Regions from separate parts of the Homo sapiens genome. Here region 2 is linked to region 1. A link is a loop called in an ENCODE intact Hi-C map of the cell type or tissue named here. Cell type or tissue: mammary epithelial cell. All regions are shown on one strand. Each heading gives the region's core, and the rest is flanking DNA. Links, peaks and the distances in the headings are about the cores only. Region 1 holds the start of THAP9 (THAP domain containing 9). Region 2 overlaps HNRNPD-DT (HNRNPD divergent transcript).

Evidence for each region. A loop is a pair of places that touch in the nucleus more often than their neighbours do. Peaks named below come from ENCODE experiments on the same cell type or tissue, not always from the same donor. Only the 100,000 strongest peaks of a DNase experiment are listed, where the experiment ranks them.
Region 2: it touches region 1 in a loop (4-fold over the local background); 32 of 110 quality-filtered maps call a loop at or near these places.

The regions. Positions count from the first base shown.
Region 1 is chr4:82,895,937-82,901,313 of GRCh38, reverse strand. It overlaps THAP9 (THAP domain containing 9), which reads right to left and starts at 579. Exons shown (of 5, transcript NM_024672.6): 1 at 432-579. The coding sequence starts at 511. It overlaps THAP9-AS1 (THAP9 antisense RNA 1), which reads left to right and starts at 398. Exons shown (of 4, transcript NR_034077.1): 1 at 398-980; 2 at 1,091-1,237. It overlaps SNORD144 (small nucleolar RNA, C/D box 144), which reads left to right and starts at 3,089; the gene lies at 3,089-3,174. It also overlaps a transcript of SEC31A not described here. RefSeq lists a silencer at 220-569 and enhancers at 95-614, 880-999, 615-1,134. In mammary epithelial cell, for the core only: CTCF peaks have their summits at 2,510 and 2,881 (motif pointing right); DNase peaks (open chromatin) are centred at 713 and 2,513; H3K4me3 peaks cover 3,109 bases; H3K27ac peaks cover 2,649 bases.
Region 2 is chr4:82,377,456-82,382,832 of GRCh38, reverse strand. All of the region lies in intron 1 of HNRNPD-DT (HNRNPD divergent transcript), which reads right to left. Among named protein-coding and RNA genes, the nearest start is that of HNRNPD-DT, 5.6 kb to the right of the region's middle. RefSeq lists an enhancer at 2,014-2,587. In mammary epithelial cell, for the core only: a CTCF peak has its summit at 2,449; a DNase peak (open chromatin) is centred at 2,322.

The DNA.
Region 1 (5,377 bases), core at 311-5,310:
GCACAGCTCGGCTAACAGCACTTAAGAACTTGCAATGTCAGGCAGTACAGGAGAAAACTGATCTGTACTCGTGCTCAGGAAGACGCCACACACACACTTCAACCGTTGTCCTAAACTGCCTTCCCTTTCGGCCTCCTCACTTCAAATAATAAGACCATCCAATTAATGGAGGACTCCTTTCGCGTAACTCTCCTTAAAGCGGTAGGCGGTGCGAGAACCGGCTATTCAGAGGTAAACACTGGGCGGGAAGAGAGAGAATCTCAATTCTCACAGTGCCCCAATTCCGCTCCCACGCCCCGACGCTGCGCACGTCACGTCGCGTCACACACGCGGCGCGACCCACAGTGCGGCCCGGCCCCGCCCCACGCCACGCCACGGCCCGCCGGGCCCCGCAGGGAGTTCGAAGGCTTCGAGGCTGCTCCCATACGCACTGGTGGAAGGAGAGGCCGCGCTCCCGGCTGAGCACGGTGTCACGGGTGCTGCAGCCCACTGCGGAGCAACTTCGGGTCATCTTCTTGTTACGTGGGGCCCCACCTTCGGGGTTCCCGCGACAGCATGAATCACGACCACTTTAGCTCCGCCCGTTGACTCTGCGGCTACGACCTTTATTTGTCACGAAAGGCGGGCTTTAGAGGCGCGGGACTTCCACACTTCCTCTCCGAAGGCCCTGCGCCGGTGCCGTAGCCAATGACAGGCCACGTTGTGTCCCAGCAGCCAATCGGAAGGGCCTGAGCCTGAAGACGTGCATTTGACCGCTCCTCCCTCCGCGTTGGAGGCGGAATAGTGGGTTTTGCTGCAACCGGTTTATTTTCCTTCTGTTTTCACCCATTCTGGCACAATCTGGCGCCATCGTCCTTCTTGTGAGGCCAAGCCTGAAAATGCGAAGCAGAGAGGCAGGACCAAAATTGAGGCGAATCCAGGAACCTGCCAATGGGTCTCCGGGTGCGGTCTCTGAAACTGGAGGATATCGGGAGGAAAGGGTATGGAAGAGGGATAAAACACGGTGCCTTAGGTGTGTTGAAGACAGAGTCGGGCCAAAAATATATGATTTACTGAGATGCGTGTCGTGTTCTTGCGCTTTATCTTGTAGCTCTCCGATGCGGAGATAATGGGGAAGCTCTTGGCATGGTTGGCTGTAGGTATGTGATACCGGAGGAGCAGGAGTCAAATAGGATACGCCGACTTTTAATTCAAGGAACCCTTTTCTGAAACACTTTGCCACAATGAAGGAAATAAGGTAAGGTTCTTGGGGCTCCTCAGTAGTAATAGGGGCAGGGGACAAGGGGCAATTAAGTGGTTTTGGTTGGGAATGAGGCATTATGAATAGCTTTCAGGAGATAGAGCTTAGAACAATGTCTTAGTTATAAGCTCTTATGTTTGAGGAAGAGATTTCAATTTGCTTAGAGAAGGAAACGGGCCAGTGGGTTTTTGTCTCTGAGAAGGAGATCCTTAGCATACAGAAAACAGAGAAGGGTTTGCAACTTTTCCGTTTCTTTGTATAGCACACAAAAATAATTCCAAATATCCAGGCCTAACAAGATTGCTTCTTTTTCCCCTTTGTGTTTACTTTGTCCAGATTACAGCCGAAGATACATATTAAGGTATTACTTATTCACACCAGTTTTCCATTATAATATGCTTGTATCTTCTCTGAATGGAATTAATAGCTTTTGGTTATGGTTCCTTAAAAGTCACATGGCCTAAGGATAGATGGTCAAGGAACTTTGGAAAAATTGGTCCCTGGGGGATGTGCAGGGCAAATACTTTTTGGCTGTAAGGTGTGTGCAGAGAGTAAGAACTGGATTTAAATACTGTAAGTTGGTTGGGCTGTTAGAGCCTTTTCCTGCTCAACCAATTAAGACCCGAGTGAGGCTGAATAAAAATAACATTGTTTTTAGCTATCTTTAAGGAAAAAATTAGTTGCCTTATATTTTTGTAACAGTTTTACTCAGATATAATTCTCATACCACACAACTAATTGGTTTAAAGTGTACAATTCAGTGGGTTTTAGTATATGCACAGAATTGTGGAACAGTCACAATCAATATTAGAACATTTTCATCACTCCAGAAAGAAACCTCATTCTTACTAGCAGCACCTCCAAATATTCCCCCACCCCGCTCAGCAAACACTAATTTAGTTTCCGTGTGCCTCTGCCTGCTCTGTACACTTCATGTAAGTGGAATTATGAACTAATATATGGTCTTTGTGACTGGCTTCTTTCACTTGGAATGTTTTCAGAGTTCATCCATCTTATAGCACGTATCAGTACTTTATTTTTTATTGCTGAATCGTACTCCATTTTATGGATGTAGCAGATTTTGTTTATCCGTTCAACAGTTGGTGGACATTTGGGTTTTCCAATTTTTTTTTTTACTATTATGAACATTTGTGTACAAGTTTTTGTGTGGACAAATGTTTTCATTTTCCTGATTACACACCTAAGAGTGGAATTGGTGAGTCATAAGATAACTGTGTTTAGCTTCTTGAGGAAGTGCCAGATTATTTTCCCTAGTGGCTGCACCATTTTACATTCCCACCAGCAGTGGATGAGGCTGCCAGTTTCTCCACATTTTTGTGCATGTGAAGTGGCTGTCTCATCGTGGTGTTTGCCTTTTCTTAAGGACTCAAAAGTTTGCAGATACAGGCATTCACTTGCCATTTTCTTAAGGTAGAGTTGAAAGTACTGCTGCCAGTTCATCATCTGAAATGAGGGCTGTTTTCTTTCCTGTTTAATTGGATTGCAACTATTTGCCTTTCCTAAAGATGAAATAGTGTGCTTCCTACATTATTCTGACAACATTCCTTTAATTGTTAATTTCAGATGAATTTCTGAAAACTGCTTTTATCAGAACAGATTTACTTAAATGAAGGCAATAGCCGCAAGGGGTCACTGCTCTAGATATTTACTTCTGCATAGGAAATAAGTAATCCTTTATAGATGGAATTTTTTTTTCTTAGTTGTATTTTTGTATCTTTACATTTGTTTATAACTTATCTATACTTTTTTTGTTGTTGTGATTATTTTACTGTTGACATGGAAGTTCTCAATCTGATCATTTGGTTATATCATTGCTTCTTCTAGTAACTTCATATCCAGTGATTAAACCTTTTCACTGCTGTTCACATAATGAACCGTTGTGATTATTGAATACTTAAATGAGGATATGTAAGCTGTATTAAAGATAGTGTTATTTGCAAAGGCATTGACTATTGCACAAAAAATTTTAAAAGAAAATATCTCTTTTCAGGAATTGTACTCTCAGAGATGTTGAGAAAAGATACATGGGTCTTGGAAGATAATTACTCAAAATATGCAGGGAAGGTAGTATATCTTTCTATTTTAAATGTATTAAGTATTCCTGGAACTATAGCAGTGAGTTGGAAATGGAGGATTGTCCAAGTAAAAAACATTTATTAAGGCTTTAATGAAATCTACCTATTTTATGGTATATAATCTCATTAATTGTCCACTTGGAAAGAATAATAACAGATATTTATTTATTGGCCAGTTACTATGGGCCACAAATTATGCTGAGCTTTTTTTAATTTCATTTCATTTTATTTTATTTTTTGAGATGGGGTCTCACTCTGTCACCCAGGCTGGAGTGCAGTGGCGCAATCTCAGCTTATTGCAACCTCTGTCTTCCAGGCCCAAGCAATCTTCCCACCTCAGCTTCCTAAGTAGCTGGGACCACATGCATGTACCACTACACCTGGCTAATTTTTTTTTGTATATTTGGTAGAGACAGGGTTTTACCATGTTGCCCAGGCTGCTAAGCTTTTTATATACAGTATATAGAAAGAGTTGGTTTTCTTAAACAATATTTATTTCTCATAATAACTCTATGAAAGCAGGTATAGACTTCTTGCTTTCTAGGGTTGGTATCTTGCTTGTTGAGGACCTACCCTTTTGTGTTGCCGAATTTTTCATTGTTTGAGTTCTGTCTTTTGTTTCAGAAAGCCATGGAGTTTTGAAATTATTGTTATATCATTATTTGTTACATAATTATTTCTACTTCTAGAATCTCATGCTAACTTGGAAGTGTCTTCTCAGCATCAAGCCTGATATGGAGGGGCAGCTACACCCTAATACGCTCCAAAACTAGTTATGCTTTGTTTTATACGTAATGCTTCTGTTATTAGACAAGTGGTTTCCAAATATCAGAAGCAGTGCTAGGACTTAAAGGAAAAGGGGGAGTGTTTTTTCTTCTAATAGAACTTTTGAGCAGTGATGAAAGGAAAACAAGAAGACTCAAAAGATTATAAATCTCAGGCACGAATTAGTGTTCTGCCAATTAGGAACATTCTGATTGCTTGACAAGGTCTATATTTTGCTGATGAGGAGTAGAAGCCTGTGGGAGGTGGGGGTGGAAGCAGCAGAAGGAAAAGAGTAGCAAGTATTTAGTAAAATGTATTCATCATAGTGGATAAAAATCAAGCTTTGGGGAAAAAGGTCAAACTCCTTCAATGATGCTGTACATCTGTACCTTTACTCCATCCTATAGCAAATATTTGTATAACTGCACAGAAGAAATTGGACAATATTCCTTGAAAAATTCTTAGAAAGTTCAACTTTCCAAGTTAGTATCACCCCAAGGAAAATTATATGAGTAGGAATACCTAATTTCTAGCCATACTCTAGTTCCAATTAGCTTCTCTAAGTAGCTGGAACTGCAGGCGTGTGCCACCACACCTGGCTAATTTTTTGTATTTTTGGTAGAGAAGGGGTTTTGCCGTGTTGCCCAGGCTGCTAAGATTTTTATATATAGTGTATAGAAAGAGTTGGTTTTCTTGGCCAGGCATGGTGGCTCGCACCTGTAATCCCAGCACTTTGAAAGGCTAAGGCAGGTGAATCACCTGAGCTCAGGAGTTCAAGACCAGCCTGGCCAACATGGCGAAACTCCGTCTCTACTAAAAATACAAAAATTAGCCGGGCATGGTGGCACGCACCTGTAACCCCAGCTACTTGGGAGGCCAAGGCAGGAGAACCACTTGAACCCAGGAGGTGGAGGTTGCAGTGGGCCAAGATTGGCCACTGCACTCCAGCCTGGGTGACAGAGCAAGACTCTGTCTCAAAAAAGAAAGAGTTGGTTCTGTTAAACAATATTTATTTCTCATAATAACCCTATGAAAGCAGATACAGACTTCTGGCTTTTTAGGATTGGTATTTCACTTGTTGAACACCTACCCTTGTGTCAGATGTATAGCAGGTTAACAAAGTCAATACAGTGATACACTTGACATAATCTTTGTTCTGAGTTTTTTTCCCAATTATAGTAAAATTGGAGGTCTTAACTGTTCTACATTAGATAAATATATGCATTTGTTTTAAAGAGCTAAGCAATGAGAATCTTACAACTAGAGCTGAAGTTCA
Region 2 (5,377 bases), core at 138-5,137, 520 kb after region 1:
TTTCTTCACTCAAATATCAAAAGGAGGCTGGGAGTGGTGGCTCATGTCTGTAATCCCAGCACTTTGGGAGGCCAAGACCAGCAGATCACTAGGTCAGGAGTTCGAGACCAGCCTGGCCAACATGATGGAACCCTGTCTCTATTAAAAATACAAAAATTAGCCAGGCGTGGTGGTGGTCACCTGTAATCCCAACTACTCAGGAGGCTGAGGCAGGAGAATCACTTGAACCTGGGAGGCGGAGGTTGCAGTGATCTGAGATTGGGCCACAGCACTCCAGCCTAGGTGACACAGCGAGACTCCATCTCAAAATAAAAATGAAAATAAAAATAAAATAGAAAAAATAAAAGGGGGCTGGGCACAGTGGTTCACATCTGTAACCCCAGCACTTTGGGAGGCCAAGGTGGGTGGATCACTTGAGGCCAGGCATTAGAGACCAGCCTGACCAACATGGCAAAACCCTGCCTCTACTAAAAATACAAAAATTAGCCAGGTGTGGTGGTCCACATCTGTAATTCCAGCTACTCAGGAGGCTGAGGCATGAGAATTGCTTGAACCCAGGAGGCGGAGGTTGCAGTGAGCTGAAATTGCACCACTGCACTCCATCCTGGGTGAGAAAGCAAGACTCTTTCTCCAAAAAAAAAAAAAAAAAAAAAAAAAAATTCAAAGGGAAGTTCTTCAAATGTGACTAGCTGACTTAGGGGCTGTGCCTGGCCACAATGTTACCAGTGGTGATGAGTTCATTCTGATGAGCTGGCTTGCTGTTCTGTATTACCTCCTCTGGCTCCACTTGTTTCTCCTATGCTATTTATTACTAAGAGAAGGAAAAACTGATGCTGGGGAGCCCCAAGTAGCAAATGTCTACTACAGTAGCCAAAACATCAAGGATATAAATTAGTTAAACAGAAAAACCCCTCCTACAGAGGTACTATCTAATTATGTGTTACTATTTTTGAAGTGTGACTTTTAAGCAATTGTACTGAGTCTGAGAGCCTGAGAACTCTCAGCCCTGGCATGAGAAAGTGATTATTCTGAGGCAGCTCTTATGGAGTAAGGAAATATCAAATAACTGAGAGCCACTGCAACAAATGAAAAGGCCCCAAAGAGCCACAGGACAGAGACACTTTCCTAAACGTTTTCTTAGGTTTTCAATATTTCTAAATTGAACCTTAATCTGAAAACCCTGACTCTTCTGTATTCTTTCAATAATTATTCTCTTGAACTGCAACTCCTGCAAACTAAGTGGGACAATTATAAACTTAGCAGCTAAAAGAACCTTAAAAGTGGCTGGATAGGCCAGGCGCCTTTTTCCAGGCCTGCCCATGGACCAGTCAGCATGCACTTCCTCCTGCCCATGGACCAGTCAGCATGCACTTACTCCATGCTGAGCCCATAAAAACCCTGGACTCAGCTATACTCAGACTCTGGTCAGGACTGCCTCCCTGAGGATAGGAGATACCCACTTCAGGTCTCCTCTCCACTGAGAGCTGTTTGATCTCCCAATAAAGCTCTTCTCCACCTTGCTCACCCTCCAGTTGCCCGCATAACCTCGTTCTTCCTGCAAGTGGGACAAGAACTTGGGACCTGCCAAATGGTGGGAGTGAAAGGAGCTGTGGCTGTGGGTGGGAGCTAAAGGGGCTGTAACACTTTTCTGGTTGGCTCACCGAGCTGCAGGCAAGTGACACTCTCCCAGACTGTGGGAGTGAAGAGTGACAACCCTTCTGGGGTTCCAGACCTCAGGATTTCCCAAGCCAGAGCTGTAACCCTATAGCCTTCCTGTCTTCTGCCGGCACTGGGCAGCTGCCCCACACAATGGGAAGCAGTGGTGGGGCTGGGCCAGTCCAGGAGCCGCAGGCTGGAGCAGAGTGGCAGCACTGAAAGAGCTGTTAACACAAATGGGCTGAAACATGCCCCTCAACTCCCCAAGCTGTGGGTGACAAGAAGGAGAAAAGAGCTGTGGCCCTTCTGGGAGCCCAGACCTCAGGGTTTCGAGCTGGGGCTGTGACATGCTGTAACACCCTCTTTGGGGTTCTGCGGTTCCTGGTGTCTCTGAACTTTCAGGCGCCACTATGTTCCCCTCATCCAGACGCTGGTGCCTGCAGTGGAAGCCACCTGCAGTACATCTTGTCCAGCCGCAGCCTCGCATGGAGCCAGTGCTTGTGCTGGTGCCTGGAGCTGCTCACCCTGCTGCAGCAGCCAGCGTGCTTGGCTGTACACAGTGGCCAGACTCCATGCTCACTCACTCACACACCCCTCACTGCTCTGTGCATGGCTCACCCTTGGCAGGCATGAGATCTGGGCTGGTAGTGCAAGTGGAGTGCAGCCTGCTGGGCCACGTGGGCGGAACAAGCCCAGAGGGCATGGTAGCAGAGGTGCTACCAACCGCAGAGCTTTCCGGCTGGCAAAGAGACACCCAAAGGATCCTGTGACGTTATGGACAAACGCCACCTGCAGTAGCTAATCAAAATCTCATTCCAGAACTTCAGAAAGGGGTGGAAAATAAAGGAAAAAATATTGCATTGGATGAAAACGCTAGTCTGAGTCTTTACTGGAAATATTATCAATAATATTAATTCAAGTCTTTCTTGTTTAATTTTGAATGATCCCTTATTGTCATTAGAGCACGATTTTTCTTTGCAGAAAAATATCCTTCTAGGAAAAATAAGCAAAGTCACATGACCACATGTAAATAACACCCTCTTTGTAGATTTATCTTCTCAGAATAAATTAACCAAGAAAGGCTAAAAAAATAGTCAATTCATGGCCTGTCGCGGTGGCTCACGCTTGTAATCCCAGCACTTTGGGAGGCCGAGGCAGGCAGATTACTTGAGCTGAGGAGTTCAAGACCAGGTTGGGCAACATGGTGAAACCCCACCTGTACAAAAAATACAAAAATCAGCCAGGTGTGGTGGTGCACACCTGTGGTCCCAACTACTTGGGAGGCTGAGGGTGGGAGGATCACTTGAGCCCAGGAGGTTAAGGCTGCAGTTAGTTGTGATTGTGCCACCGTACTCTAGCCTGGGCAACAGAGCGAGATCCTGTCTCAAAAAAAAAAAAAAAGTCTTTTCTTGACAGTGCCCTTTTAACTCATCTCCCTGATGTCCTCCCACAGTCCACCGTCCACACAGCATCCATTATCTTCCACTTAAAGTCAGGTCATGTTCTTCCTCTGCTCAAAACCCTTCCATGGTTTCTCATGACTTTGATAATAAAAGTAGAGTGCCAACCACAGTTTACAAGACCCTGAGTAAGCTCATTACTGGCTACCTCTCAGGTATGATCTATTATACTTGCTTTCCTTCACTTTAGCCACACTGGACTCCATTTTTCATTGTAAGCACAAATCACGCTCCTGCCTCAGGTGTACCCTTTGCCTTGTAAAGTCTTCCCTAAGCTAAGTATATGGTTTTCTCTCTTACTTTCTTCAGGGCACTACTCAAAAAGTTATTTCCTTGAAGAGTTTTCTCTGACTGTCCTATAGCACATATCCTATGTGTAGCATTTTATCTTTTTCTTCCTATCACTTCCTAAAATTATATTACATATCTATTTGTCTGTCGTTTGTCTCTGCCACTAGAATGTCAGCTCCATGAGACCAGAGACCTTGCCTATTTTGATCACTGTTATATTTCCCAGTCCTAGAAATGTACATGTGCCATTAATGTGTTGCATGGTTGAAAGTGAATAACTACCTAGAAATTACCCCAGTATTTATGTTCTAAGAAGCATTTAGATGAATCAAGATATATCTTGGAGGTGGGAGGAGTTGGTGATTGATTGGATGTGGGGGGTGAGGGAGGGGGGATATCAAAGATGATTCCCTGGATTTTGGCAGGAATATATGGGTGGGTGGAGATGTCATTTACTGAGAAGAGGAAGACCAAAGAAGCAGGTTTGTAGGGAAAGTAGAGTTCAGTTTTGGACATCTAAAGCTTGAGATTCCTGTGAACATTCAAGTAGGGATGTCAAATAGGCAGTTTGATATGTAGGTCTGGAGTGAGAGGAGTGTATTTCCTTATTATTTCTTTTTTAAAGAGATGGGGGTCTCACTGTATTGCCCAGGCTGGGCTTGAATTACTGGGTTCAAGGGAATCTCCTCTTTCAGCCTTCTGAGTAGCTGGGACTACAGGCGTGTGATCAGCTTTGTCTGAATTCTTTTTTGAGCTACGTTTTAAAAAACTGTATCTAAAAGAAACTATTGACATCCTCATGAGTAAGCAGAACTGACTCTACAGTATTAGACTTTATGGCTGAAGTAAAACCCGACTTTTCAGAAGTTGATAGGGCTTTTATTTTCTGAATAAAGTGAAGCTTCCTGATAACCAAGGAATATGACAGAGAATGTTCACTGCATGGGCAATTGGTCACTTCACGTAAAATCACAAACTAACTCTCCAACAAAATGCTTAAATCCCACTGATGGTGTTCTGCAAATAGGTCCAGATAGGTTATAGGCTGTTTAACATGGTTGTAGAAGCAGCTCAAGTATGTGTACCTTGTATAAAAAAATGGGTTCTTTGGCTGTTTCTTCCACACTGTTTATTCCAGGTTGCCAACTGGCATACATACCCTATTAATACTTTAAAAATTTGAACATAAGGGAACCTCCTGCTGCATTTGCAGACTGCACCTAGCAGATGAAAACTGACTTCCTTGGCTTAGGTGTATGCATCTTGTTCTAGGTAAAAGTGATTCCAGTTTAATTCTCAAACAGACTTCATTTTTGGCCTTTTACAAGTACTTTAGTTTTTGCTGCAGAGAATAATTGCTTTACAAAGGCTAAATTCAATGATGATCTAGCATTTTAGTGTGTTATCTGAAACACACTGGGAATCTCCTAAAGCAATGGAATAGTTCATGTCTGTACATTGACAGGGGATATTCCTTCCTTCTACTGTTTGGGGCAAGTCCAATACAGCATCTCCAGCCACTTAAACAATTAATTGTTACCTATGAATGTGTAACAAAAAGTTTCATTTCATTCTCAAGAAATTTCATACATCCATCACCAGGTCATTTGAAGAAGCGTTTCGTTGTTGTTGTTGTTTTTGAAACAGGCTCTTGCTCTGTCGTCCAGACTGGAATGAAGTGGCATCACTGCTCACTGCAGCCTTGAATTTTTGATTCAAGCAATCTTCCCACCTCAGCCTCCTGAGTAGCTGGAACCACAGGCTCACGCCACCACACCCAGCTAATTTTTTTTTTTTTTGAGACATAGTTTCACTCTGTCACCCAGCTTGAGTACAGTGGTGCAGTCTCTACTCACTGCAACCTCTGCCTTGTGGGTTCATGTAATTTTCCTGCCTCAGCCTCCCCAGTAGCCAGGATTACAGGCGTGCGCCACCACGCCCAGCTTATTTTTGTATCTTCAGTAGAGATG